2 separate regions of the Homo sapiens genome follow, and region 2 is linked to region 1. A link is a loop called in an ENCODE intact Hi-C map of the cell type or tissue named here. Cell type or tissue: endothelial cell of umbilical vein. All regions are shown on one strand. Each heading gives the region's core, and the rest is flanking DNA. Links, peaks and the distances in the headings are about the cores only.

The links. Peaks named below come from ENCODE experiments on the same cell type or tissue, not always from the same donor. Only the 100,000 strongest peaks of a DNase experiment are listed, where the experiment ranks them.
Region 2: it touches region 1 in a loop (7-fold over the local background); 1 of 110 quality-filtered maps calls a loop at or near these places.

The regions. Positions count from the first base shown.
Region 1 is chr13:37,125,109-37,141,077 of GRCh38, reverse strand. No RefSeq gene overlaps it. Among named protein-coding and RNA genes, the nearest start is that of CSNK1A1L, 27 kb to the right of the region's middle. In endothelial cell of umbilical vein, for the core only: no CTCF peak of the experiment used is centred there; a DNase peak (open chromatin) is centred at 6,417; H3K27ac peaks cover 2,948 bases.
Region 2 is chr13:37,609,499-37,625,467 of GRCh38, reverse strand. No RefSeq gene overlaps it. Among named protein-coding and RNA genes, the nearest start is that of POSTN, 19 kb to the right of the region's middle. In endothelial cell of umbilical vein, for the core only: no CTCF peak of the experiment used is centred there; a DNase peak (open chromatin) is centred at 8,117; H3K27ac peaks cover 1,109 bases.

The DNA.
Region 1 (15,969 bases), core at 3,391-11,390:
TCATCATCACTGGCCATCAGAGAAATGCAAATCAAAACCACAATGAGATACCATCTCACACCAGTTAGAATGGCGATCATTAAAAAGTCAGGAAACAACAGGTGCTGGAGAGGATGTGGAGAAATAGGAACACTTTTGCACTGTTGGTGGAACGGTAAACTAGTTCAACTATTGTGGAAGACAGTGTAGCGATTCCTCAAGGATCTAGAACTAATACCATTTGACCCAGCCATCCCATTACTGGGTATAAAACAAAAGGATTATAAATCATGCTGCTATAAAGACACATGCACACGTATGTTCATTGCTGCACTATTCACAATAGCAAAGACTTGGAACCAACCCAAATGTCCATCAATGATAGACTGGATTAAGAAAATGTGGCACATATACACCATGGAATACTATGCATCCATAAAAAATGATGAGTTCATGTCTTTTGTAGGGACATGGATGAAGCTGGAAACCATCATTCTCAGCAAACTATCGCAAGGACAAAAAACCAAACACTGCATGTTCTCACTCAGAGGTGAGACTTGAACAATGAGAACACTTGGACACAGGGTGAGGAACATCACACACCAGGGCCTGTCGTGGGGTGGGGGAAGGAGGGAGGGATAGCATTAGGAGGTATACCTAATGTAAATGACGAGTTAATGGGTGCAGCGCACCAACATGGCACATGTATACATATGTAACAAACCTGCACATTGTGCACATGTACCCTAGAACTTAAAGTATTACAAAAAAAAAAAGAAAGAAATATTCATCTTAAAAAAAAAAAAAGAAAAAAGTCTTCTTCAGTGTGGAGAGCCCTCATCCAATACCGGTAGTTGAAGTCAACCAGAAAACACAGAAGTGAAAGGGCCTAAGGAATCTGGGCAGGCACTACAGCATCTACTACACTTGCCATCTCTGAGAGCAAGAAGAAAATTGTTTATCTTGAGCCTCAGTGCTGAACAGAAATGAATAATCATCTCTCTATGAATCTAAATCTAGGGAATTCTCTGGATTACCAAATCTCTCAAGAAGAGGGAGTATTAAATGGAGCATTAGGCTGGTGTTATAGCCTGAATTCTATTTCCCTAAAATCCGTATGTTGAAGCCCTAATCCCCAGTACTTCAGAATGTGGCGAAATTTGGAGACAGGGCCTTTAACTTAAAGAGGGGATTAAGTTAAAAGGAGGCCATTAGAGTGATCCCTAATCCAATCTCTTCTTTACAAGAAGAAATTGCAACAGAGAGACATCAGGATGCATGCATGCAGAAGAGAGACCACGTGAGGACACAGCAAGACAGTGGCCATCTACAAGCTGAGGAGAGAGGCCTCAGGGGAAACCAAACCTGCTGTCACCCTGACCTTGGACTTGTAGCCTCCAGAACTGTAAGAAAATAAATTTCTGTTGTTGAAGCCACGTAGTTTGTGGTACTTTGTTATGGCAGTCCTAGCAAACTAATACAACAGAGATGGCTCAATGATCCAAGGACACCACCCTCATAGGAGCAGAATCACAGGAAAAGAATTCCTCCATCCAGCCAACTGTATCTTGATCCAGCAATTCCCCTACAAATGCAATACAGAGCTTGCCCTGGTGCTGCATGTACTGCCAGTCTCAGGACCAGCAGAACTTGTAAGTTTTATTAAGCTTTCCTTTGATATCACAAAGTTTGTTCATCTTCTGAAATGGAATCCAATAAAAATGGCATCACAGATAATCTAGGTCATTTACACATGCTTGATTCAATGCTCCCACCTGAACAAAACACAGCTGGCCCAGACTCAGGACCTCCATTTCATTCTCCATTCAGAGGTCAGATGCCGCAGAGGATGCCAGGGGATAACTGCTAAGAAGAAGATCTTCTGTCTCTCTTCCTCCCCTGGGAAGCCAGTATGGACCTTCCCAAGAATCCTCTCCACCAAGTAATTTTCATCCCCCATCTTCTGTCCCAACACTGAAAATAGTAATGAGTCATCTCCAAAACTGACCCAGCCTTCTGAAATCCAGGACCACAGGAAGATGTTCTTTTGTATCTCTTCTAAAGTAATTTCGATTTTGTTCTTTTTGTCTTACTGCTGTTAGTTAAGTAAATACGCAATGACTCAAATAGAAACTTGACAGAATTGTCATTCTTAAGGTGGTGTTTTATAAATGTACATTGTATAAATATAAATATTATTATTAATAATAAATTGCTCCCATTTTATGAGTTTTATTGGAATTCAGTTCCAAATGTTTATCTTTAAGGCCTAGATAAGTTTAATTCAGCATTTTCTTGTTACTATTTAATAAATCCTTCTTAGTAATCCAGAAACATATCTTTTCATTTTACTGCTTTAGTCAAGTAATTATATGACATTTAAATAGAAGCTTGGTAGACTTACAATTCTTGGGACTTTTTTTATAAGAAGAAAACTTATGTAGTGCTTATTTAAGAGTGAATTTTATGAATTAATTTTTTAAATCAAATTTTGTTTTATTTTATTCTATTTCTAAATAGTGGAAATATAGTGTTTTGGCTTTTTTGGTGTTTGTATTAGTTTCCTGTAGCTGCTGTTACAAAATACCATGAACTAGGTGGCTTAAAGCAATAAATTTATTCTCTCACAGTTCTGGAGGCCAGAAGTTCAAAATCAAAAGGTCAGCTGAGCCATACTCCCTCTGGAGGCTCCAGGGGAAAATTCTTCCTTGCCTCTTCCATCCCCTAGGGGCCACCAGTATTCTCTGATTTTTTTGGCTTGTGGCCACACCACTCCATTCTCTGCCTGTCTTCACCTTGCATTCTTCTCTGAGTGACTATCTTACAGAGATACTTGTCATTGGATTTACGGCCCACCCAGGTAGCCCAGGGTGATTTCCTCATCTCAAGACCTTTAACTCAGTTCCATCTACAAAGATTCTTTTTCCATAAAAGATGCCACTGACAGATTCCGGAAATTAGAACATAGATATACCTTCTAGGGGGACACCATTCAATCGACTATAAGTGTTTCACATGTTCCCTAGAACACGAAATGTAGCGAAAGCTTTACATGAGTAGTCTAGCAAGTGAAGACATTTGAAACTCAAAATATGCTTCTGTATACCAAGGTCTGTATCTCCTCCAGTTATTAAATTAATATATTTATATTAAAAGTGGTAATTTTGGGGGGAAGATAAGACAGTACAATATTTATGAAATGAGAAAAATAGTGAAATTGGAAGTCAAAGTACTTTATTTAATGTATGTGTTAAGGACTAAAAAGACACACACTAAAATGTAAACAGTGGTGCTGGGAGGGGAATAGGAATTGGAGGGTGAGGAGGAATGAAGGGAGAATTTTATATTCTTTCTGTGTATGTATTTGCATTAAAAGTCACATGCTCTAAAAAATAAATACACACAATAAGAGGGAGGGAGAGAAAGACAGAGACAGATTGAGAAATTCAGAATAGCAGAGAGAAGTACAGAAAGATAAAAGTGGATTCAGAAACCACTCTCCAAAATACAAATGTCCCAGGACAGTCCTCTTCTGTGTGGCCCCACGTGCCTTCCCAAGCCAGAGGCAGAACTTCTATGTGACAAAACTTCTTCCAAGAGAGACAAGGTTCAATGAAGATAAACTTCACCTACTTCAAATCTGTCCCAGCACTTGAGGTAAACTATGGGTACATTCACAATGTCCATTATTCTAGGCCTTGAAGATAGACATGGGAATTGTGTTCCAAATTAAACTCACAGGCCAGATGTGGTGGCTCATGCCTGTAATCCTATGTTGGGTGGTCAAAGCAGGAGGATCACTTGAGGCCAAGAGTCTGAGGCTTCAGTGAGCTATGATTGTGCCACTGCACTCCAGCTCTGGGTGACAGAGAGCCTATCTCAAAAACAAACCAAAAAACCTCATAAGGTGCAAAAGACCTGATTCACACACTTAAGTCACAGATGCACACACACACACACAGAACACATATATTCATGATACTGGGAAATATTGTATCAAATAATCAACATGAGTGCAAGGGATAAATTTTAAGAAAACAAAATTCTGGTCAAGGCTATTAGTTAAAATCATTTAGAGTTTAGAAATAGAGTAAGACGCAGTTCATTTTTTCCACAGCATTTCTCTGTTGTGTTGAAACATTTGAAGCATTATCTCAGCACAAATATAAAAATGTCTGATGGAAAAAATATCCTAAGACTATTTAAAATGCTTCTGGAGCAAAGATTAAATTTATCCTGATGCATCAAAATTTGAAACAGATGAATCTGCTGATGTTATGTTTTTTTTCCTCCAATAATATCCTTCCTGGTTATATATGTTTCCACAACTCATGGTATAAATAAACATTCTGAGATTTCTTTTCTCAGTTACTCTTCCATAAAGAAACCATTAAAAGCTTTTACAGGACAAAGGTCCAGACTACATCTTAAACTTTATAAATCAGATTTTCATGCATACGAATGGTGAACTTTATCAACCGATGGCCAAGGATGCAATGTCATGTCTTTTGGAAAAAAAAAAAAAAAAAGAAACATTTAAAGCTGGCCTCTCTATGTCTTATATGGACATCCAAGGTGCCTGATGAATTTTTTTCTTAATAATAGCTGTTTATCCTAGTTTCTGTTCATTGCCAGAACTTTTTGCAAACAACCAGTAAATTAAGAGCCAGCTTATTTCCCTAGAGATACGATTACATTAGTCACTCAGTAAGTCTTTAACTAATTTTGTCCCAACGTTTTCTAAGGAACTCATTAGATAATCTCTGGATCTAGAGAAGTTAGTCACAGGGCCTAAAGGAATTCACCTTTGCTGAACCAAAAAAAGAAAAAAAGAAAAAAATAAGAAAAGAAAACATTCTGTAGTAGCATATAGGCTGAAGAAATCTTAAAAGAAAGACTTCTCAACTCTTAACCAATATGAATTCATGATACACTGAATATTTGTACTATAAAGTAAATAACAATAACTTGTATTTATAGTATCTTGTGCTAGATAGGCCTAAGTCTCAAGATCTAATGTTAATCAGTGATTTACTTGGAGCAGCTAAGCTTTAGGTTGAGCAGCTAAGCTTTAGTTTAGCTAAGTTTCCTTATTCTTCAGTAAGGAATAGATTAATCTCACAGACCTGAATTAATGCTCTACCATACTATTTCACTAACAAATCTCTATGCTACTGAGAACCAAGTCTTTCAAGTAAGCAATCAGATTACAACTCTCTCTCACTGACACATTGTAGTCACCCTTTTCTCTCATCATATTCAAATAAAAATAAGCCAAAATTAGAGCTAATAAGATAAGCAGAGCCAAGTCATTGAATATTTATAAGTTCCATCTCTACTAGCTCTCTCATGGTACACTGTCTTCTAAGTTGCTGGTTCCAGAAAACACATAGACAGGGAAATTATGGATGTAACTGTTAGACTCCAACCTCATAGAAATACACCATCTCCATGTCCAAAACCAATGTAGGAAAATCTATCTAGCTCCACGAAGAGAGTAGGATTCAGAATTTCACCCACTGCATTACCAAACCAATTTTCTATCGCATACTTTTTTCATAAAATTTCAAAATGGCATTAGAAGAAGAAAGCTACTAATTACTTTCTATCTTTAACTGCACAGAAATGAACTCCAAACCTAAGAAAAACAAAATTTTGTTTTATAAATAAAAAATTCACTATTGTCCACATTTTGTATATTTGTTAGCAACAAGTGCAGAACTAAAAGGTGCCATGGGAAATTAAAGAGATAATTAAAAACAAGTCAAAACAGGTACCAAAATACTTTATACATTGTTAAATAACAGTCATGGTGCTAATTAGCAGTAAAGAGTCAAGAGAATTCAGAAAGTTCTTAAATCTTTGAGCTTTCTTTTCATCAATGTGCTATGGAGGAGATCAATGTGTTTTCATTAAGGTCTGGCCCCATTAGAATTTAATTTCTTTCTAGCAGTGGTAAATGACAATCAAAATCTAAACTCTTTCTCTGAGGTCTGTTAACTGCCAGTTTTCAATAGAATGCAAAAATCTTGCAAAATAAAGTGTATTACAGTGAATATTCCAGCTGGCCTTTAGTTGCCTTAAGAAATCAGAACAGCTGTGTGAACTCCTTCATAAACGTCTCCCCTTTGGTGTAAGGAGAGGTTACAGACTGCAATAAACAATGCGGGAGGGCTGATGTGGTCAAAGGAATTCTGCTCCCTGCATGAAACGCTAAGGCTCAGATGTCCAATTGCCCAAGAAACTATCAGCGCCCACCTATTTCACATAATTCTTTGTAAAGACTTTGCGGAACAGTCTATCTTCATCTTGAGAACAAACTAAAACACAAACACAATAACGTGGATCTTTTCTAAGACTGATTCTTTTCCAGCTTTGAAAGTTTGATAACTCAGGGCAATTTGTTCTCAAAGAGCAAAATACCTTTTTACTTATGCTATGGAATAATACATTCAGATACTTAGGAAATGAGTAAATTGCTGGGATCCTGGAGGGTTTTTTTTCCATTGAAAAGATAAAGTCTGTTTTTATGGCCTAATTATTGCCCTTTCTCATATCTCTTCAAGTATTTTGCTTACAGTGAGTTTTCTCCAAAGAATTTCTTATCTGAGTAAATCATCTGAGTTCCATTAGTGAGGCCAGCCCCAAGAAACATCAGCCCTGATAATAGCTAGTTGCTATGAAGGAACAGGAATACAATTCACCTTGACTCCAGGAATCATAACACACATCTATATATATTGTTTAAATTTGACACTGCAAGATAAGATTAAAGAGTAACATTTTATGTGAAATATAGGCTATTCATCCCTTTTTTTTCTTCTTCCAGAGTATATATTACAGGGAATATAACAGAGAAATATGTGCCTGACAAATAAACTTCCATTCCTGATGTTTGTAGATCTATAAATGAACACTGGTTAACAATGTTATTTTTCATCTTGTAAGGAGTGTATCTGTTGAATAATTTACCAATACTTGTTACTCAGATTTAGAGCTCTTTCTGCATCAGCATTAGAGTCACACCAACAAAATGCCTCAGAGAATCCTTTTTTCTCAGTGATCTATACTGCAAACTATGCTCCCCTGTACCCCAACCTCATTTTTGTAAATAAAGTTTTATTGGAACACAGCCACACCCATTCATTTACATATTTTCTACAGCTGCTTTCAAGCAGAGGTTAATAGTTTCAACAGAGACCATATGGTCCACAAAGCCTAAAATATTTACTATCTGGCCCTTTAACAAAAAGTTCACCTGCCCCTGCTCTATATACCCCATCCACCCATCTTTACTCTTTCAATTTTACTCTGATTTCCTTCTGAAGTACATATTTCCAACACCTTATTATAAACCCTGATGATCATTCTACTTCATTTGGCTTGGAAAAGAATTTGAGTAGACTTGCTTTTCCATGGAAGTATGAATTGCCCTTAGCTTTCATAACATAAGCCTTCCTCTTCATCCTCTGCTTGTTTTACATTTACTCAAATGGCTCTCCACTGGTGCTGCTACATACCAGTTCTTTTCTGCACAAAAGGGCCCATCTAGGAGAATCAATGGAGGTTGAATCCAGCCCATACACCACTTGACAAGCCATGAACCTTGACATAAGGCCTTATCCCCCCAAGAGGATAAAATAAAGGAGAGCAGGGCGGGTGCAGTAGCTCACACCTGTAATCCCAACACTTTGGAAGGCCGAGGTGGGCGGATCATGAGGTCAAGAGATCGAGACCACCCTGGCCAACATGGTGAAATCCCATCTCTACTAAAAATACAGAAATTAGCTGGGCGTGGTGGCATGTGCCTGTAGTCCCAGCTACTTGAGAGGCTGGGGCAGGAGAATCACTTGAACCTGAGAGGTGGAGGTTGCAGCGAGCTGAGATCACACCACTGCACTCCAGCCTGGCAACAGAGCAAGACTCAGTCTCAAAAAATAAAATAAAATAAAATAAAATAAAATAGAGCAACTTCATTTTAAATTACACGATTAATGAATAAGGTACAAATCTAAATTTGCATTTTATATTTTTCTCAAGAAGTCTTTACACATTTGGATTCTTTATTTGATCTAGCTTTCTTGAAATAAATATAATTCTGGTTATTCAAACTACGATAGTATACTTATTAAAAGATTTTGAAAATTATGTACCACCAATTAAAAAGCAAAATATTTCACAAAAAATAAAAATAAAAATAGGATTAGCCAGGCACAGTGGCTCATATCTGTAATCCCATCACTGGGAGGTCCAGGTGGGAGAATTGCTTGAGCTCAGGAGTTTAAGACCAGCCTGGGTAAGACAGTGAGCTCCCATCTCTACAAAAGAAATCAAAAATTAGCATACGCTTGTAGTCCCAGCTACTTGAGAGGCTGAGGTGGGAGGATCACTTGAGCAATCCAGCCTAGGCAACAAAGTGAGACCCTGTCTCAAAAAAAAAAAAAAAAAAAGAAAAAGAAAATGGAATTAGTACTCAGCAACTGTGAACTGAACATTACAAAGTGATTATTTGAGTCACATACTTGAATTTGCTTTGGGTCAAAACATGATGTATATAGTCTCCCCTTATCGGCAGGGGATACATTCTACTCCCTGCAGTGGATTCTGAAACCAAGGATAGTACAAAATCCTAAATATACTATGCTTTTTCGATCTGATAACTGAGACTGCTACTAAGTGACTCACAGGCAGGTGGTGTCTACAGCATGAATGTGCTGGATAAAGACAGGAGTCTTACCCTGGAAGGAACAGAACATGATGGCAAGAAATTTCATCACACCACCCAGAATGGCACACAATTTTAAAACTTATGAATTGATCATTTCTGGAATTTTCCATTTATTTTCCATTTCTGGAAATTTCCATTTCTGGAATTACCATGGGTAATGAATGAATCTGCACAAAGTGAAACAGCAGACAAACAGGAAGTACTATAATATCAAGTCTTGGATTGACTAATAAGTTAGCTGAATATTCTAAACCTCATGTTCATAGAAATATAAATGACAAAAAGTAGGGAACCCAAATATACTCAACCACATTCAGAAAGATTATGGAGAAAATACCCTTCTTGGCTGTTCCTAGATTTTGCAAGGGTTGCAGTGGGCCTCTCCTAAAGAAATTGCCTTTGCACCATGGGATTCTGCTGTCAGCCATGTGGCCTTGCCATTGAGCTCAGAGCCCTTCCTTTACCCTGTGTAAGCTGAATAAGATGAGGGTACCCCAGGACCAGTCTCAGCACAATTTCACATCCCAAAGAAAGAGAAGTAGGATAAAAGTTGTTTTGCTTTTGTTTATCTCTTAGTTTTCTTTTGCTGCACAACAAATCCCACTAACTTAGCAGCTTAAAACAACACCATTTGTTAGCCCACAGTTCTGTTGGTCACAAGTCTGGCACCATGTGGCTGGATTCTCTGCTCGGGGTATCACAGGCAGAAATCAAAGTATCAGTTGAGCTGAGTTTTCATCTGGAGGCTCTGAGAAAAACAATCTACTTCCAAGCTCATTCTAATTCTTGGCAGAATTTAGTTCCTGGAGGTTTTGTGACTGGGTCCCTGTTTCCTTGGTGGTTGTCAACCAGTTCTTACAGACCTCCTTCTGTTCCCTGCCAAGTAGCCCTTAACACGGTATGTTCCTGATATGCTCCTTAGGGCCAGCCAGGATATGTCTCTGCTACTTCAAAACTCTGATTTCCCTTCTGGCATCCTCCAAAGAAGGCTTTTATTGCAGAGCTTAACTGATTAGGTCAGGCCCACTCAATATAACCTCCCTTCCGGAGGTTTTTATATGGAATGTAATATAAACACAGCAGTGGATGTCTCATTATATTCACAAGTTGCATCCACACTCAACGTGGAGAGGATTAGATGAAGGTGAGGGTCATTGGAAGTCATCTTGGAATTCAACCTACCACAGTTTTGTTTGATTTTATTAACACCCATAGCATTGGTGATGATGTTGTGAAATGTGCACTGTCATAAAGCTAGTAACTGCCATCTCAGCTACCTCTCAACGTAGTAATCCTCTATCAACCATGCCAGTTACTTTCTTGAAAAGTATAGCAGCTGGCAAGACAATAGTGTTGAGATCAGAAAGGAAATTGGAGCCCCAGTGAAAGAATCATTAAATATATGTTAGGGTGTGTGTATTCTTTACTAAGGCATTTGATTCCAAAACAAACCATATTAGTTGACATTAAAAAGTGTTTCAATAAACAACTGTCCTAACTCATCTTCAATTTTATTCAGGAACATACCTGCAGATATCGTGATTTGTAAAACTTGTAAATTTTCATTTATTGAATTTGCTCATAAAATATCCCTCTTTAAAATTTTGGCTCATCTCTTAAAGGCTTGTAAATCTAATGTCTTTTGCACTTGGCATTTTCCTTATTTGTTTTCACAATTACAGCAAAACGCTTGTGTTGCTCTCTAGCTTAAGGTCTTTTTCCTGGGCCTGATCTTTTATTCATATCACTGTGTTATCCTCAGTGCCTAAATCATCAATAAATACTTGTTGAAAGACTGAACAAATGAATAAATTAATGATGAAATATTAAGAAAATATGGCCTAAAGAGATGTCTCTACTCGTAAAATCTAAGAGAAAGGAAAGAAATAATTATCATCACATTCTTTGGTTTAAAGGGCAGAACTAAACCATATACACATAAAAAGACCATGAATTTTTCACTTGAGGCATATTGATATAAAATTTAATTCAAAACACCATCTAGCAGTGGTATGAATAAGGAAGGAGAAGTATGATGGTTAATTACATGAAGCAAATTGGCTAGGCCACAGTGCCCAAATATTTGGTCAAACTTTATCGTGGATGTTTCTGTAAGGGTGTTTTTGGATGAGATTAGCATTTAAATCAGTGGACTTTGAGTAAAGCAGATTGCCCTCCATAATGTGAGTGGGCCTCATCTATCTGTTGAAGGCTTGAATAAAACAAAAGACTGACCTCCTTTAGCAAGAGGGAATTCTGCCAGCACACAGCTCTCGGACTTGAACTGCAACATCAGCTTTTCCCTGGGTCTCCAGCCTGCCAACTCCGCCTGCCGATTTTGGACTTGCCAACCCTCTATAATCACATGAGCCAGTTCCTTAAGTAAATCTGCATGTGTGTATATAAATATATCTGCATCTACATATCTAATTCGTTCCATTTTTCTGGAGCAACCTGACAAATGCCAAGATGCCTCAAGATATATCCACACTGTCAGAACAGCAGTCTGTTACGCTGGGAACCCTCTTCCCCTCACAACAGCCAAGGCTTTGCTGTTAAACCAGGGTCATCACCTGTGCTGAATTGTCCTATTGTCAATTTGACATCACTGCCATCCTTTTCAGAGGTCTCCCATGCATTACATAAGAGTAACCAGGAAATACATTTCCAGACTCCAGTTCCTTCTGTGGTTCCAGGTCAGCTAATGAGAAGCATTTGCGTGAGATCTAGAAGGCAGAAGAAAAGGAAAGCTGCAGGAAAACATCCATCAGTGCAGCTTTCTTGCCCTTTGTTCCTGAAGTTCTTCCAGCAGTTATGAAGCCTCTGTTTTCCTGTATCGAAACCCTCCACATGCAGAATGCATACAATGCCTTCCATTTTCTCACAACCAGACCCTAACTGTACATCACTGATAGCCTCTTTGGAGAGGAAGGGGGAAGAAAGCACTTCATTTTTTCCTACGAGATGGCCTCATCTACCCTCATCTATCAGAAAAAGAATAATAATTTTGAACTCCTTGGGGGATTATAATTCTTTACCTCCCAGAAGATCCCATAGCTCCTACAAAAGTGGGATAACTCATTCTCTAGTCTTTAAGTTTCACAGGTCTGTGGCTATTGAGGAGACACCGCATAGCCCTCTACAGAGAGCAAGAATGAGGTGATTCTCCACCAAAATTGTTTCCCGTTACACTTACCCTAGATGAGTGGGTTCCAATTTGTCTTGTTGAGACACAAAAACAGACCTTCCCGAAACAAAGAAGATAAAGTAATGGTTTCACTTTACAAATAAAATTGCTGACAAGATTAGAATAACAGTTTATCTCTTTTAAATGTCTGTGCCAGGTACAGTGGCTCACGCCTATAATCCCAGCACTTTGGGAGGCCGCAGTGGGAGGATGGCTTGAGCCCAAGAGTAGCCATTGTCCCAGCTACTCAGTGGGCTGAGGCAGGAGGATCACTTGAGCCCAGGAGGTCGAAGCTACAGTGAGCATGATTGTGCCTCTGCACCCCAGTCTGGGTGACAGAGTGAGACCCTGTAATAAATAAATAAATAAATAACTCTGTGTGCCTTGTGTCTGTTTTCTTTAATTTCATCTCACAGGCAACCTACTGCAACATGATAAACCCTAAAACTCACCCTATTATAATAGGATAAACTTTAAACTGTTAACCTGACTACAAGGTCCTGGTTCTGGTTCATCTGGCCTCAACATAACATCTCAGACACTCCATGCACTCTGAGTCCAGGCCTCATTCACCTTTGGGAGATTTCTTAAATTCACCTAGTTCCTTTAGGTCTTAGGACCTTTGCACATTCCATTCCCTCTGCCTGACAAAGATCCCGTGAGCTCTGCCCTTACGTTCAAACCCTTTGTCTCAGTAATTTCTACTCACTCTCCAAGTCTCCTTTTAAATGTCACTTCCACAGGTGGGTTAGTTCATCCTGGTATACATACTTATATTATATTGTACTTCCCCTCTGTAGGACATATTATGGTAATAATTCACTCATTTTAAAAGTATTTCTTCTCTCCTAGACTCTAGCGTCCTGGTGTTGTATTTTCACTACTGTATCCTTGGTACCTCCCATGGTGTTTAGCAAATAGACCTTCAATACGTATTGAATAAAAGGAAGGAAAGGAGGAAGCAAAGAATGTAACATGATGGTTAAAATTAAATTCACCATAGGTTGGTAATATTCCAGGCAGCACTATGGGAAAAGGAATCCATGGGTGACTAATAAAAAAAGACCTCCACAGAAGGCTAGAGAAGTATTCTGCCTGGCAGGAAATTAATACAGTGCTGAGTTGCTAAAAGAAACTTAGTGTTTTGGAGATTGTAATGATGAGAGAAATGAGCTTAGGTTATTCACTTCATCTGCAATTTTGTGCAGTTGAGTAAGTTTTAAGTAAGGCTGGCTGACATTGGTGGGCTGGTGGAAGCCACACCACCTCCGTTTTGGGGAACATTTGGCTGCTCCTATTTCCCGACTGAACTCCATTGACTATGTCAGCAAACAATGGCTCCAGACTTTCCTGGTTCTTGGCAACTTAAAATAGTCTGAATCATAGGACTGGAAACAGAACAGATGTGTACTATTCTCCCTCTGTTTACACAAGTACAACTTGCCCATGAAAAGGAAAGAAGTGAATACATTATGTCGCCTACTCTGAATATAATGAGAGTAGCTCACCATTTGAATCAGGCAATTTGTCCTGCAAGATCTACTGAATTTCTATTATTACCCTCACCTTCCTCATGCTACCTTCATAACCGTCTCCCCCAAAAAAGTCAACATGAAAACTTTCCCCAACGATATGATTATGATGATGATGATAATGATGATGATGATGATGGTGTGTGTGTGTGTGTGTGTGTGTGTGTGTGTGTGTGTGTATTACAGGAAGGGAAGTTGATGTTGATGCCTTTTCATTAATTCAGCTCACAAGCAGAAGGAACTTGGCACCACCAGCAAACTCAGATAAGTTAAGCCAGGGCAAAGAGAAAGGTCAGGTCAAGAGGAAATTTGAGATACACAGTGGGGCTACATCTCTTTAGAACTAGATGCAGGACTTTTGCCAATGCTACATAACTGCTTATTGTCTGGAAGAATGCCAAAATGTGACGGCAAGAAACTTCCATAAATAAGAAAATAAAAGAGTCTTTGTATGGGGGATGGATGCACTGAGAAGGAAAAGCAAACAATCTCATGGCTTTAAATGATAGGAAAGACAACTGAGTAGAAAAGAGAAGTACAGCTTTAAAATTAAGGATACTGAAGAAAAAACTAACATACAAGGAGAAAAGGTGCTGTAAGACATATAAATACTGGATAGCGAAGTACAAAGTATTTCTCAGTTGTCTGAGGGAACGAAAAAAGCAAACATACACAAACATATATACAAATACACATTTATTGAGGAAAATAAGGGAAAGTTCACACGACTAGGGACTTATGAGAATTCATGGCCGTCAGACTACACTTCAGTTTTTAGAGTTGATGTTCTCACATTACTCTTGCCTTCCTTTCTTCATGTGTTGTTCAGGGCAACCTCTGAGCCTCGATCACTCTCTTTCCCAAATCTGCGTAAACTTTCATGATATTTTCCATACAGTAAACCACTTTCCTTTCATCATAATAATAGCCAACATCTATTTTTTAATGTATTAGTTCCCTACATCCCCCTCAAACTATGGTAAGTCATCCTTCAGAAAGATCGAAACAAAAAACAAAAAAACTAAAATGTCTTAACATCTCTATTTCATCCATGCTACCTATATCTCATATGGAAATTTTGTCCAGAAGTTCCACTTAAAGAAACTATTCTGCTACATTTTGTTTGTCAAAGCATGAAGTCTAGCCTTGTACATAATTCACTTTGTTATTGTCTTTTATGCAATATAATGCAGATTGCTTGATTATGCAAATTAATTGTTTCTTTCCAAATTTTCATCCATTGTAATAAACCACATTTCAGTTTCAGTCAGTGAACTAACAAGAATAAATAGTGGAAATGGAATTGCATATTTTTTCTTTTAAAGACCATGGCTTTTCCCATTTGTTGGTCACAGGTAATTTTGTAAACAGAAAAGGAAACATATTGCTCTCAGTCTCTACTGCAACTTTATTCTGTCTCTAAAAACAAGAGCCTGCGAGGTATTCTTCAAAGAATGTATCACTATATATGAAATCTAAACAAGAAACAGAGTCAACACTGAAGTGCTGGATGAAAGGGGAACTTCGAATGTGCTGAAAATTTCTATTTCTGAGGAGGTAGCCAAAATATATTCATGTCTGTGCAAAATTATATGTGTGTATGTATATATACATACATAGTAATGCATTGCAGCACCTCTTTTTTTTTTTTTTTTGAGGTGGAGTTTCACTCTTGTCACCCAGACTGAAGTGCAATGGCGCAATCTTGGCTCACTGCAACCTCCGCCTCCTGGGTTCAAGTGATTTTCCTGCCTCAGCCTCCCAAGTAGCTGGGATTACAGGGCACACCACCACGCCTGGCTAATTTTTGTATTTTTAGTAGAGACGGGGCTTCACCATGTTGGTCAGGCTGGTCTCAAACTCCTTGACCTCAGGTGATCCACCCATCTCGGCCTCCCAAAATGCTGAATTACAGGCAGGGGCCACCGTGCCCAGACTAGCACTTCTTAATAATAAAGAATTGAAAGCAACTTAAACATCTTTCAATAAGAGATTGGTTTAATAAATAATGGTGTATTCATACCATGAAATAACATATAGCCACAACAAAAAATAGGGAAGCTTTTTATACACAGATATAAAATTATCTTTAATATATATTGTTAAGTGAAATAACAGCAAGGCACAAAGAAGTGTGTATAGTCTATTATTTGTGTAAAATGAAAGATATGTACTATCCTGTGTGTGTGTGTTTCTGCTATAATTCCTTAAAAACCTACCTTCTGCAAAGGTTTCTGGGGTGGTTTGTTATAGAGCGTAATTTTAGCATAGTTACTGATCTACTATGTATGTATCATGATTTATTCTACCAGCACCCTACTGAAGGCCATTTGAGTTGACTCCACTCTTTCCCACTACCCTGACATGTCATATTTTTATTAGTATATCCTGAGGATAAATTCATCAAAGTGGGATTACTGATTGAAAGACAGAAATACATATGTAGTTTTGCTAAGTAATATCAAGTTCCCCTCCATAGCTGTTTGCCATTTTGTATTCCCCATGCCTCGCCAACAAAATATTGTAAACTTTTGGAATTTCAC
Region 2 (15,969 bases), core at 4,768-12,767, 480 kb before region 1:
GAACTCACAATGTCAAGTCAGGAAAAATCTCACTTATGTTTTACATTGTAAGATCAGAAACATAGTGTTAGTCTCTGTATAGATGGTGCTTAACAGTCAGGGTTTGCAGACCACTTTTTTTTTTCTCCATCATTCATTAATGTGAAAAGAGATTACTTTTTTAAATTAGGTATGTATTTTCATTTTCTTTCAGACAGAAATATAGTAAGAAATACAGAAAAGGCACCATTTTTCATCTGACACATAGAATAAATTTATTAAATTGATGATATATTGATTATTTAGCGCCTTCATATTTTTACTCACCCACATGGTAAATTGCTGTTTGAAATAATTATTACCTCCTTTATTAACATTGATTAAGCATACACTTTGTGACACACATTGTAATACTTGCTGAGGATAAAATAATAAAACAAAAAGTTATTGAACTAAAAGTTCAATCCTATGGAAATAACAATTAAGTGTGATAACTATGGTGTCCCCGGGGAGAATCTAGGAGGGGAATCTAACCCAGTATTAGGAACAGAGAATAAGGGATGTCTGTGTTATTTCCTAAAGATAAGTAATAGTCATTCGGTAGTTGATCTTTATCCTGGGAATAATTGGGTGTCATTAAATAATTTATTACAGGAGTTTGTCATGACAAAATTCTATTTAACTACAGACAGAATGAGATGAGGAAATAATCCTCACATTTGCATGTCAAAATGAAAGAGAAGTGAGTTCTTTTAATTCTGAAAAGGAGCTTTTTGGGGATTTCACTCAATGGTGTGGAATAACCTGATTTCCAGTCTGTAGATGATAAATGGGGAATAAATTTTTCTAAAGCAAAACAAGTGACTACAATTCTAACAAGTTTTATATGTTATGTTTAAAAACTAAGTATGTTTTATACTCAATTGTAGTGAATTTTCTGGCCATTCTTAAGCATCTAAAGATTAAACATCATTTTAAACAGCTTCATTGAGATATAATCCACATACTATACAATTTCCCTACTTAAAGTGTATAATTCAATGGTTTTAGTATATTCATAGATATATGTAATCATCACCACAGTCCATTTTACATTTTCATTGCCTCAAAAAGAAACCCTGTACTTTTCATCTATCACCACCCTGTGCTCCCACTCCCACCCACCTCCATCCCCAAGAAAACACTAACTTTTCTGTCTCTATAGATTTCCTGTTCTGAATTTTTATATGAATAGAATCATATATGTGGTATTTTGTGACTGGCTTCTTTCAGAACATAATGTTTTCAAGTTTCATTCATGTCGTAACCTGTATTAGTATTTCCTTTCTCTTTATGTCCAAGTAATATTCCATTTATGGATTTATTACCCATTTCAGCACAGCATAATGTATACACAAACTTCCCAGGGGTTCTTTTTTTTCTTTTTTTTTTTTGGGTGAGACAGACTCTCGCTGTTTCGTCCAGGCGGGAGTGAAGTGGTGCGATCTCAACTCACTGTAAACTCTGCCCCTGGGTTCAAGCGATTCTCCTGCCTCAGCCTCCTGAGTAGCTGGGATTACAGGCACCCACCACCATGCCTGGATAATTTTTGTATTTTTAGTAGAGATGTGGTTTCGCCATGTTGGCCAGGCTGGTCTCGAACTCCTGACCTCAGATGAGAAGAAACTTTTAAACTGTTTTGGATTTTCTGTATATATATGCTCTAGGTTGTTATACATTAAGTAACCAATATAAGATACCTCACTTATAAATATCTACTGATAATTTCACTGATTAATGAGCAATGAGGCATAGGAAGTAGATTTAAATACGTGTTGCTATTTTTCTTATTCATAATTTTAATCTACTTAGTCATGGATTTTTTTTTACTGACATGGAACTATGCCCCCAAATTTCACCAGCTTTTAAAATCAATGCACTTCATCACTCTTATATGTGACAGTAGAAAGAACAAATGTAGCCACTTTGGAGGATTCGTGTTCAAATTACTTCCTTAAACTAGACCATAGCCAGACTAATTGGTTACATTAGTTGAAAGCGTGAGAGGAAAAGGCAAAGATGGGCTGGCCTGTGTGGAAAAACTAGGTTCATGATATTTGAAGATTAAGATTTCACTATGGATGAGAAAAAAAAAATTGAGTAGGAAGATGGTAATGAGCACAACTCTACATCCACAACCATTAGGGGAAAAAGGATAAGAATTGAGCTCCTGACAAGGCCTTACTCATTTTTTTTTTTCTTTTTTGAGATGGACTCTCCCTCTGTCACCAGGCTGAAGTACAGTGGTGTGATCTCAGCTCACTGTAACCTCCGCCTCCCGGGTTCAAGCAATTCTCCCGCCTCAGCCTCCTGAGTAGCTGGGACTACAGGCACGCACCACCATGCCCAGCTAATTTTTGTATTTTTAGTAGAGAGGGGATTTCACTATGTTGACCAGGATGGTCTCAATCTCCTGACCTTGTGATCCACCAGCCTTGGCCTCCCAAAGTGCTGGGGCCACAGGTGTGACCCACTGCACCCGGCCTCATTTGCTGTTTCTTGTCCCTATCAACAGCAATTTAAAGATAAATAAATGTTTTTGAAGAAGTCAGGCTAATCATGGATACAAATATTCCAAATACGTATAATCTCACTAAATTGGGAAGGAACTTGGCTGTAATCATGTTTAATGAGTGAAACTAGCCAAAGGCATCCCTAAGCCCAAATATTTTGGCCAGAATTTTTTGCTTTGACTATTGGACTTGGAAGCAAAAACTTCAATTTCTATCTTTATCCTAATGTCTCTACTGGCTCATTTATATAATGGGAAAATAGCTACTTACTATTCTGGACCAAGAAGCTCAGTTATCATTATGATTTAAAACATGAAGAAATAAAATTATTGTGTTAAGTATAAAGAATTATGTGTGCATGATTTTTTTTCATTATATTAGGATAACACTAAGGAATGCCAAAGATTTTAGGATTAAGTCATATATGAGTTTCTTCTCATACAACTGGGATCACATAAAATGGCAAGTCACCTTAAAGAAGCTGGAGGAGCCACAGGCTCAATCTGGCCTAATGTGTCAATGTAGCTAAACAATGAAAGTCTGTCAGGATGGAGGGATAACCACAATTGGTAAAAATGCCATTAGAAAAAGGGAAAGGAATGTTAGAGAAGCCGATGGCATTGTCCACTCAAATACTTCCTTGGAAGCATTCTTAGCCAATAGACTTAAATCATTCAGGTCCTATGGTTGTAGCTGACGCAGTTGTGGAAATAAATGAAGATATATTAGCTGGATGCCACTGATACCATGACTAAAAACTAATTTTCTGATTCTAAGTACCGATTATAGCCTTACTCATGGAACAAATGCACTGGTGATGTTGAACATGTAGTCTGGTTTGTGTGCTAGCAATAACTAGGGAAATAAGAAGTGGTCATCCTGACTGCAGAAAACAGCCTCCTGCATTTAACAAACTTGAGTCTGTAAGAGATGAGGCCATACTACAGATGCTGACAAAGTTAGATTTCAGAGCCTGCAGGCAAAGAGCCAGACCCTGAATTAAGGGTCATTCATCAAGGGAGGCCAGCTTGTGAGACCTCCTGGCATGCAACCAGCTGGTATTTCTCAACCAGTACACATGTGTGCATCCCTAGGCAAGTTTGCTAGTCTAAGAGCCACAGATATTAGTATTATTGCCAAATCTCATTGTACACATTATATTGCAGACCTACCAAAGTTTATTATCTCAGTCCATTTTATGCTACTTATAGTAGAATACCTGAAACTGTGTAATTTATAAGTAAAATGAATTTATTTCTTACAATTATGGAAGCTGAGAAGTCCAAGGTCAAGGGGTTGCATCTGGCGAGAGCCTTTTTGCTGGTGGGGATTCTGAGACAGCGCAAGGTATCACATGGTGAGAGGGCTGTGTGTGCTAGCTCAGGTTGCTCTCCCCCTTCTTATGTAGCCACCAGTTTCATTCCCATGATAACCCATTAACCTATTGATTCATAAATGGATTAACCCATTCATGAGGGCAAAGTCCTCATGATCCAATCACCTCTTAAGGGCCCCATCCCTAAATACTGCCACACGTGGGATTAAGTTTCAACATGAGTCTTTGGAGAGGACTGTCAGTTCAAGTAGTTACTAAACACACACAAAATTAAGAGGATCACAAATAATATCAAGTAAGCTTATATACAATTCTGAAGTTTACATGTGCCAATTAAACTTATGTATATCCTAGTGCTTGATTTGAAAGACCAACTCAAGCTGATGGTTAGCTAAGAAAAATGGAGAAGTCAAGTAGAATACTCAGGTCTGTAGCCTGGGTGGATGTGTAGTTCAAGGAATAAACAATGTGAAAGGAAATAACCAAACAATCTAGGTAACTGTAGCCAGTGAGATAGTAGAAAATATTGAAATGCAAGAAAGAAAACTCTCTCAAGAGAAAGTAGCTTACATTGACAGAGCTTCAAGAGGTCAAATAATATAAAGATAGAATTTCTTGGGGAACAGCAGAAATAAAGAAGAACAACATAGATTAGAGTAAGTTAACATTAGATTTACAGGGTAGAAGAGCAATACGGTGAAAGGCATATTGAAAATATAAAAAGATTCAGCTTCCATCTTCCTGCTCTCCAGATACGTGGAATCTGGACAATAAACCACAACCACAAGTCAGGGCTACATGGGGAGGTGGTTTTCTCAGGAGAGAACCAAGGTTTCAGGTATGGAAAACTGTTCAAAATTATTTTCAAAGTAGAAGGTGATTATTTAAAACTAATAGTTTTTACCATGAAATAAGCAAATAAATAGTTGTTCCAGAATTTAAAATGGAAAGATTTTGAAAAGAAATCATAGGAGAGGGCCGGCACGGTGCCTCATGCCTATAATCCCAGCACTTTGGGAGACTGAGGTGGGCAGATCATGAGGTCAAGAGTTCAGGACCAGCCTGGCCAACCATGGTAAAACCCTGTCTCTACTAAAAATATAAAAATTAGCCAGGCATGGTGGTGGGTGCCTGTAATCCCAGCTGTCTGGGAGGCTAAGACATGAGAATAGCTTGAACTCGGGAAGCAGAGGTTGAAGTGAGCCAAGATCACGCAATCGCACTCTAGCCTGGGACAGAGCGAGATTCCGTCTCAGAAAAAAAAAAAAAAAGAAAGAAAGAAATCACAGGAAAAATAGATGACTGGAAAAATAACATTAAGGGTAATTAACCATATAACAAAGATATAAAACAGAGTAGTCTGGTGTGTTTCAAGGTTTACCAAAATACTTGGTTTGTCACATTCTTGGTGCACTTGGGGAGAAAGTGGAAACATTATTTTTATTACTTTTCTGTCTGGGAAAAATCAATCTCAATTTTGATTGTGTTTCCGAGGGAATCTTAACCCAGGTGAGATGGCATGTGATGGGTTTTTAATTAGAGATTATGATTCTAACCAGGAGTCCTAAGTAGCGATAGATTTATTCATTTGTTGAATAAAAACAGTAAGTGAAATCAACAGTAGCTTGAGAATTATTGCTTAAAACTAAGAAAGAAAAAATCGAGATTTGCTAAAGTATGACAAAAGTTTATTCAGGAGAAGATAAGGAATCCACTGTAATTTTTATACAAGGTTGTTTTTTTTTTTTTTTTTTTTTTTTTTTTTTTTTTTTTGAGACGGAGTCTCGCTCTGTCACCCAGGCTGGAGTGCAGTGGCGGGATCTCGGCTCACTGCAAGCTCCGCCTCCCGGGTTCACGCCATTCTCCTGCCTCAGCCTCCCAAGTAGCTGGGACTACAGGCGCCCGCCACTAAGCCCGGCTAATTTTTTGTATTTTTAGTAGAGACGGGGTTTCACCATTTTAGCCGGGATGGTCTCGATCTCCTGACCTCGTGATCCGCCCGCCTCGGCCTCCCAAAGTGCTGGGATTACAGGCGTGAGCCACCGCGCCCGGCCTACAAGGTTGTTAAAGGTAATTTCCAGCTCTCAATTTTTATGACAGTATTTAAAAATCATCAGACTATCTAACATTTTTCTTAACCAGAAACTTATGTGTTGCTTCTCTGTGTATTTTCTGCCTCTCTCTCTGAAATATTCTCTAGAAGGGCAGGAGATTTACCCATCTTGTTTATGATTATATTTGCAGTGTCTATAAAAGTCCTGGGGTTTTAGTGTATACCTAACAAATATTTTTGAATAAAGTTTTTGAAATTTTTCTCATACTACCATTTCACCTGCCATTCTGATTTCCTCTATCAAGTCAAAGAAATAGGAATAATAAAATGTCTATAAACTCAGTGGTTACCTAAAATTATAAATTTCATAGAAAATTTAACAAAGAAGTACTTTTTTGAACATTCATTTGAGAGATTTTCAGACATATTTTATTTAATGTAACTCATAAAGTTTATTAATAGTTTACAGTTTCACAGTTTTCTCAGTGAAGAAAAAAGATTGAGAAAAGTTAGTATTATACCCAAAGTCAAATGACATGTTTGTGGAATGTGATAGATTTTAACATTAAGTATCTCACTTCAAAAGGAAGGAGGAAAAGAAGATAAAAGTCAAAAGGTAATGGGGGGTAGGAGGATGAAGACAGAAGAAAAATTAACTCCTCTTAGAATAAACACTTTACCTCAGCATAATTTTCATAAGAATTCAATCTGATAAACTTCATTCCCATTTCACTTAAAAGAGAGTTTACGTAATTTCTGCAAGTGACTCACAGCTAAAAGCTAGTGGAGCTGGCATTTGAACTTGGATATTTTAAATTCTGAAGCTCATGTTGTTTTGGTTATATCATAGTCTTTGACAGTAAGAGAGAAAAGAAAGGCAGAATACACTGAGCTTCATTTATAATGCAAGCTGACTTTCTGAACAATCTATTTGGGCTGGTTCTTTCAGTCATGGTAAATTGAGAGATACGGTGTTCTTTCTTTTTTACAGATCCTCATGTTTCAGCTAGCTGGAGTTACATTGTTTGCACTTACCTATTATATTATACTAAAAATAAAATTACGAGGAAATTAGAAATACTAAGCTATTGTCTCTTAAACATACAATTACTATCATAATTAATTGTTTCCTCTCACATTAGAGAACCTGTCAGAGAACCATTGTTTGTTTATAAAAACAAACAAAAAAGATTTTTCTTTTATTGCTTTCTGCCTTTACAGAGCATCTACGTGTACAGACACCATAAAAGTCTAAAGAAATCCATCCTGAAATTAGCTTAGGTAGTTATCTACGAAATAAAACTGGAATATGATGTGACAGTATGTGCATTTTTTATTAAAGATGTTTTTGAATCTTGTGTTTTCAGCTGATAAAGGCAGAACAGTCTTAACCAGCTGTGCCTACCCTAATTTTTCACATCTGTCTGTCTGTCTTTCTTATCTGTGCTGTATTCCATTGATTCATGTCCCCACCAACAATAATCATTGTAGACTCTGATAAAGGTTTCTATCATTTGATTATTGGGTCAGTGATGTATATAATTGCATCAAGTAAAAAGTCAAAAACTATGGAAGCCAAAATTAGCTTTGCGTGCAGGGAAAAAAGAAGCAATTACAGCAATATAGAGTCAAAGCAGATTCTATTGTCATAATGTGATGTTTTACAAAGGTTAGTTGCATACAGTTTAGCTGAGAGCAAACATAAATGTTGTTTTTCCAAGTACCACATTTTTAAGATTTGCTATGAAATTTTTGATACACAGTCCTTTGCCTGCCTCTAAAATAAGATGAATATTGTATCTTGCAACATCCTGGGATGGGTGATTTTAGCTGTTGAACAGAATTGGCTATTGGCTGGTAAAAAGAGAACAAATAGGGACACTACTCTCTGCTGTTATCCTCTCACCCACGTGGGTCACTAGTTCTCAGGAGCAATGCTGGCTTTTTCCTCGTATCAGAATGCTCTTTTGACTTGACTCAAGTAGAAAAATAATGGCAATTGACACAGTTTTAACTCTTCTAGCATAAGCTATTGCAACAGCAATCTATTTATTTCCAACCTCTCACCCTCTGTTAAGAAGCAGATGACATCTGTGAAGGAATTGCTCTACAGAAGAGACCAGGAGACTTGAAAAAATGTGAGGAATGCAAGTTCCAAGCCCTTTACTCATGAGTATAGGAGGAAGAATTATGAGTTTCAATCAGGAACAGAGTGGCAGAAGGATAACTTCAAACTGATTTTGACCTTTGAAAACATAGCTATGTGTGAGTTTGTGCACTGGTGCGTGTGAGACTATGTCATAGGCAGGAAGTAACCACAGTCTGGTTCCAAATCCAGAGGCAACTATCTAAGGTATTTTTTCCCAATGGGGGAAATTTCTACGTTGGCAACTATATTAGTCCATTTTCACACTACTGTAAAGAACTGCCTGAGACTAGGAAATTTATAAAGGGAAGAGGTTTAATTGACTGACAGTTCAGCATGGCTGGGAGACCTCAGGAAACTTACAATCATGGCAGAAGACAAAGCAGAACCAAGGCACCTTCTTTACAAGGTGGCAGGTAGGAGAAGTGCTGAGCAAAAGGGGAACAGCACTTTATAAAACCATCAGATCTCCTGAGAACTCAGTCACTATCAGGAGAACAGCATGGGGGAAAATGCCCCCAATGGTCCAATTACTTCCACCTGGTCTCTCCTTTGACACATGGGGATTATAAGGATTATGAGGATTATAATTTATGATGAGATTTGAGTGGGGATACAAAGCCTAACCACATCAACAACAAACTCAGCTGATAGTATAAACATACTCTAATGCACTTAAGAGTTTCTACTCTCCCTGTTTATTAATTCCCTATAGCAGACATTAACACTAAATATAAGAAAAGCTACAAAATATTATTCAGGTACTGTAGATTTTTTACAAATACTGACTCTAATACTTTCTAAATAATATGTTATTATTCCCATCATAAAGATGATGAAACTGATTTTCACAATGGTTAAAAAGTTGCCAACATCACAGAGCCAGTAGAACTATGCGGAGACACAAATTCTTTGTTTCAATAACAAATGCTTGAATGTTATAGAAGAAGATCACATACTGTATGCTATTAAAAACAAACTCTTTGCCATTTTTCTTCTACATATTTCATGCTTTGAGTTTTTCAGTTCTGCCCTCTTCTGTCCATGATTGTTCATGAGAACCCAGGGTTTACATTTGAGAATGCCCCTATTGAAAGGAATCTCAGAAATGTATAAATGATTAGATGATTCTTCTTCCACTGCAGCTTCAGTGGAGACAGGCCACTTTCACTCTTACAACTAGTTCAATGAATCTCACCTAATAGATGCTAAGTCAATATCAATCTTGTTTGTTCCTCCCATATGGAGACTTCTGTGAAACTGCTTAGCTAGTAACTTTCTGTTTGTTTTCTGTTATCATAAAACTTGTTCCCTGCATCAGAAATTGTTTCTTTAACCCAGAGAGAAGTAATAGTGATAAATTTTAGAATTTATCATCTCTAAAAATGCTGTCATCATAATTGATTATCTTACTTAATATATTATTATGCAGTCATAATATTTTAATTGGTATACATCTAAAAGGCATAATCATTTATAAAAATATTTATCCAAAAATAACCATTGGTACTTTCATCTTGTACCATCATGAATGAAGATATAAACAATTTTTTACATTCCTTATTCAGAGGAATATTTGAGAGTTGTTATTTTATTTAAATTAACAGTGTGTTATAAACATAGAATTTCAAGTTGGAGGGCATCTTTAAAATAATCTATTCTAGCAGTCTAATTTCAAATGAGGTTCAGTGAAGTAAAACTATATTTAAAAGGCTGCATCGCAAGTTAGAGATAAAAGCAACACAGGAATCTAAACTTCTGGATTCCTAAGCCAGCATCACAAGTTATATCACAGCACCAGCCTTGAGGAATTGTGCTACTGAATGGCATCTACTACTGATTAAATGCTATATTTTAGAGAATCCTCTATAGGCCTATCATACTACATGAGATTTAATTGGCATTCTTCAGAACATGATGTCATCCTGTGGTAGGGCAACACCTTTTAGCTGTATTTAAACCATGTGTATAGACTATGTAGTGGTATAATAGGCACGGCATTCATGCCAAGTCAAGTTCAGAGAGTTTGAAAGTGAATTTGTAATAATAATTTATAGTATTCAGTCTCTTCGTAGAACTTCTTCAGGGTGCTACTAAGCACTAGTGACTGTAATAAAAAATTGAGCTGAATTTGTCACAATTCAGTTGTTAAAGACTTATTTTGACTAAGGTAATGCACTGTAAGAGGTCCTAAGAGTTTAGTTTTACTTCACAATTCATCACATAGGATTTGCTGTAACTTACTTTCACCAAGAGTTTAGTTGCCTTATCAATAAAATGTAGTTAATGAAATGAAATTAAGTGTTTCACAGTGCGTTGAGATACAAAAAACTATAATAAACAAACCTGGGCTAGTGGCTCTCTTACCTAAACTCAACTTACAGATGCCACATAAGCAAGAGAGAGGTTGAAGGATGCTAGAATGTAGTGCATGCACACACACACACACACACACACGATCCTTGGAGAAAAAAATGCGTTTACTTTTAAGTGGAGGATTGGGGACATAATGGTAGTTCAGGACATTATAGAAAGAGCACAGGATACAGAACAGATTTCTAGCCATCTATCACTAAGGGATCGGATATCTACAATGTTCCGAAAGCATATATTTGGATGTTATGCAGCAGTCTGACATATTAAACAATCTGCATATAGCTACATGGATAAATTTTAATGTGTAATATTGAGTAAAATATGCATTATCTATAGCAAAATATTATTTGTGTAAACTCATAATATGCACACAGAAAAATACATTTTTTTCTACCACACACATGTATTTACAATCAACTGAGTTTCTATAGGAAGAAGAGAAACGCCTTGTGCAGTGAGTTTTATAGAAAAAAGAAAATAATAATGAAATAGAACAAGTGAGGAGGCTTAACTTTTCTATACTGATAATATTCCATGAACTAAAGAATATCATTACCTCCCATCCACAAATTCCACTAAGAAAAAGGAAGGAGGGGCAGGAAAAAGAGTAGGAAAGGAGGACGTGCTGCTCAAAATTAGGTTATTCCTCACCTGTCTTCACTATTGCTATAGAAGAGTATCCCAGGACAGCTCCATAGTAACCATTCCAATGATGCATGGGACCTCTAGCGAGTAAAAGTTGTCATTTTATTTTATTGATATCTGAATTCACATGTATACATAAACACACCTGTACATATTTGTATGTATATTTGTATACAAAAATTTCACTCATGTCTTTACAATCTGCTTCGATAATAAAGGTGTTATTAAAAAATGGTGAGTGGTCTATTTTCGATATCTGACCTCTAACAGCTTTCAAGCCCCACTCCTTTTCCTCTCTCACCTCACATCTAGACAAGCCATTAGGAAAGCCCACACACACTCCCTTTTTCAGCACTGGTGGGAAGCTCAAACCAAGCAAACCCACACTCTTGTGCAAGACCCCTCACCTAGACCAAGGACTTTAACTCCTATAAAAGCCTAAGTCAGTCCCTCTCCTCCTGATCTGTCAAGCCACATTTGAACCTTCCTGGGAGCCCATCCTGCTCTCTAGAGAAGGCGTTATTAAGAGAGTAGTAAATCTCTAGACTTTCTTTACATATGCCTGGCATCATCAGTCTTGAAATTCATTCCAAATTTTGAGGAGTGGAGTTGATCCTCCTCCTTTGCAGAAAAACCACAAATCAAAAGGGAAAATAAAATAAACACAGAAACTAATTTCCATTCTCCTCATCATTCACATCATAACGCTGGCCTGAGAAGCCAGCACATAGATAAAAGAAAGTTGCTAAACAGATATGCATTGATTACTCTTTATCCTTCTGCTTGAAATCGGCATTAAATCTAAGGGCAACAGAAAAACCTTTTTATGATTTTATCTCTACTTCATTTTGAATAAAATAAAAATAGCACTTAAGCAAAATAAGTCTTTTCTAAGCCTCAGGGAATATATTACTATGGTAACATGATCCCCAACAGGAATAGCAACACTGATCTTGACATAGTCATAGGATTACTTTTCTCTCTATAAGCCCCAGTAGCATATAGATAAGATGTGCAAAGACTATAAGCAGAAACCCTAAGCTATAATTTCGCGCAACCTCATAATGAAGTTATGTAAAGGTTTACCCTTGAAGTCACTATGCAAAAGAATCCAAAACTCCTTTTTGGACAGTGCATTTGTACATGGTAATAAGGGTACAAAGCCATAGTTGCTTTTTCAGGACATATCAGCAGAACTGAAACTCTGTAAGATGCTCTTTACTTTTGTCGGTAGCAACTTTCTGTGTCTTCTGGCAGCCAAACATAAACAATCAAAAAACAAAAATAACAACAAAAGATCTTGCACCTTTCTAGAGAAAATACTAAAAAGGGATTTTGAAAGTTCAATTTAAGGCCAGGTATAATGGCTCACACCTGTAATCCCAGCACTATAGGAGGCCAAGGCAGGTGGATCATTTGAGGCCAAGAGTTTGATATATGGAAAGTTATTGTATATCATCCTTATACATTTGAGTAATATTTTAGATATGTCCTTTTTCATTTTAATTTAGAGAAGTTCCATTATCTCCCCAGAGTTCATTTTCTGAATAGTTTGAGCAGGTACCTCTACATGGTTTTCTCCCCACAGAGGTGTCTTAATCCTATAACTTTATATTTCCTTCCTCTCTCCGCTTTGTAGTTTAAAACACAGTTTTGCACACAGCCCACTCCATCTTCAACAAAAAATAACTCTGGGTGTTAGCACTGTTATTTTTGGTGTTATCGTACAACAGTTTCTTGAGGTCAATCATTATTCCTATAAAGACTGAAAAGTGGGTATTGCTTAGTGACTTTTAAAGGCCTAACTTGACATAAATCAATACAAATTTTGTAATTTCTATAGTGATACTCAGTTCTGTCAACTTTGACAAGATATGAGATTTATTCCATTTGGACATTTACTTAAAACCTCTCTCCTCCTTCATAAATAAGTCTTAAAACATGTCTGAGGAATTGAACGGACAGATATTGTTAGCTGATTATTCAGCTAAGGAAATTGAGGCAAGGGGAAGTCAAGCTATTTCCCAATGATCTCACAGCTGATGACTGGAAAGTTCAGGGTTCAGCCCAAGCCGTCTGATTGCCAAAGTAACAGCCTCTTTAAAATATACAGCACTGTCTCTCTCTTGGCCTCATGTCTTTAATTGTTAATTTTTTTAAGTCTTTTTACTTTTGCTAAGATCCAAACTTCCCTTTAAACGTTAATGGGAATGTATAAGTATCTGTGAAAGAATGATCAGATAGAAAGATCATAGAGAAAAATGAAAGAAGAGAATTAAGGATAAAATAATCTTTGCTAAGGGAAAGACCCCATGGTACAAACTTTAAAACAAGTTTGCTCAGGGTTTTCCGTAGCTTTTTCTAGCAGAATCTGATCTCAGACAGGAGGACCATAAACTCATTTTAACCTTAAAAAATAAACAGCTGATGACAGATTAAAGAGTTACTACTACTTTTCAGGAAAGGTGTACCTTAACAGATGAAATTCTTTAAAATAATGTCTTCCATAGAGTGGAATTTCAGCCATCATCAAGTAGTTGGAAGATGTTAGAAGGATGAAGAAGAGTGTCTCTGCTGGTCTCTGAGAATCTACTCAGTAGGAATTTTTCAACCCAGGCTTTTACCCTTTCTATGCTGTAGATTTGATGACTTGGAGGAACACCATTCCATAGGCTAACTCCAAACATTGTCCATCTCACTTTCATACGTTTCAGTTGTGTGAAATTAGAAAACACTGCTTGAATTGAAAAAAAAAAAGATCCTAAGAATAATCTAATCTAATTGCTTCATTTTGAATTAACCTTTAAAAACACAGTCTTTATCTTGAGTTCTAAATATTTTATCTCCTCCGGAGATTTTTACGTGCTAAAAAAAAAACAGTAGCTGAAAGCATTTGTTTGGAGAAATGAATAGAAATAAGTGAAAAGAAACAACAAACTCCAACTGATACACTTTTTGTCATGATTACCTAAACCAATGGTTCCAAGTCCTGTCTGGTTTTTGTTTCCTGGGGAAGTACTGATTTTTTTCTTGATTGATGGCCTTGCATGGCTATCTGTATTTTTAAAAGCTCTTTCCGACCATCCTAATGTGCAGTTAGATTTGACAACCAGTGATGTAGACAATTCCTATAACAATACATTAGAGTCCAAATTAGCTGGATGATGGTAAAAAACATTTTCTTCCCTATGTAAGTATAAAGTCCCTACAATTATTAAGTTTAATCAATAGTAAACATCCATTAATCCTACATCATTTGTGATGTCTGTAATTTTACTTTTACTTATAGTCATCAATTCTAAATATTGTGATTAATGGTGGTTTGTCTTTGAAACTGTTTAAGAAAAGGAATAAGCAGTATTTTATAAACACCTACTATTAGATGGGTGTGGTGGCTCTCACCTGTAATCCCAGCACTTTGGGAAAGGCATACTGAAAGTATAAAAAGATTCAGCTTCCATCCTCCCCTCTTGCTCTCCAGATACATGGAATCTGGACAGTAAACCACAACCACAAGTCAGGGCTACATGGAGACGTGGTTTTCTCAGGAGAGAACCAAGGTTTCAGGTATGGAAAACTGTTCATAATTATTTTCAAAGTAGAAGGTGATTATTTAAAACTAATACTTTTTACCATGAAATAAGTAAATAAATAGTTGTTCCAGAATTTAAAATGGAAGGATTTTGAAAATAAATCACAGGAGAGGCCGAGCACGGTGCCACATGCCTATAATCCCAGCACTTTAGGAGGCTGAGGCGGGCAGATCACGAGGTCAGGAGATCAAGACCATCCTGGCCAACATGGTGAAACCCCGTCTCTACTAAAATACAAAAAAATTAGCCAGGTGTTGTGACGCGTGCCTATAGTCCCAGCTACTCAGGAGGCTGAGGCAGGGGAATTGCTTGAACACAGGAGGCAGAGGTTGCAGTGAGCCAAGATTGCACCACTGCACTCCAGCCTGGGCGACAGAGCAAGACTCCATCTCAAAAAACAAAAAACAAACAAAATAAAAAACAAAAAAACCTACTATTTACCATTTCTGTGCTTTCCACTCTTACTAGTAAGTCCAGATTTCCTGTTGTCATTTTGCTGAGTCTGAAGAATTTCCGTTAGTCACTAATGATGCATTCTCTCAGTTTTTATTTATTTTTGCTTCATCTAATTTTTAGAAGAATCTTTTCTATTCAAGAAAAATTCTAGGTTGACTCTTTTACTTATCAGTAGTTATTATAGATGTTGGAAGAGCCACTGACATGTACACAACAGAATTTATTAGTGATAATTCCTATGTAATTAATTATTTACTCCATCTTTTCATATCAAATTTTCTCTAGTTTAGGCTGTTTGATTTTTCTGATTGTCAATGGCCTTTTTGAGTTCCACATCAGGGCATGGACATGGACAAATTAAATTAGTATACTTGGTGTCATGGTTAATTTTCCCAGCCCTCAGACTTAAAGTGAGTGCTCTAGTTTTGGTTTTTGTAAGACCAGGGAATGAAGTTCTTTTCCTTTTTTTTTTCCCCATGGCGATTTAGATCAAAACAAAGAAAACTGGGTCCCTATGTCTTTTTGAGTGTGGTTGATATTCAAATTGAAAGTCGACTCTTAGTTTAGTCCCTCAAATTGCTTTCACAACTGGCTCTGGTTTTAAATCACCTGAAACTTAAAAAACAATCTCCAGCCGCTTTTACATGAATACCCATTTCACAAGAAAAAGTCACATCTCTGTAAATTCCTTGACCTGTACACACCCTGTCAGGGCCTTGAAAAGCCTGTAAATGCCATTGTAGTATCACTATTATTTTTCTCTGAGAAATTACAGAGTACAAAAGCCCCAAGGTTTGAAGCCAGGGAAATGTATTTGTAATTTTCATGACATC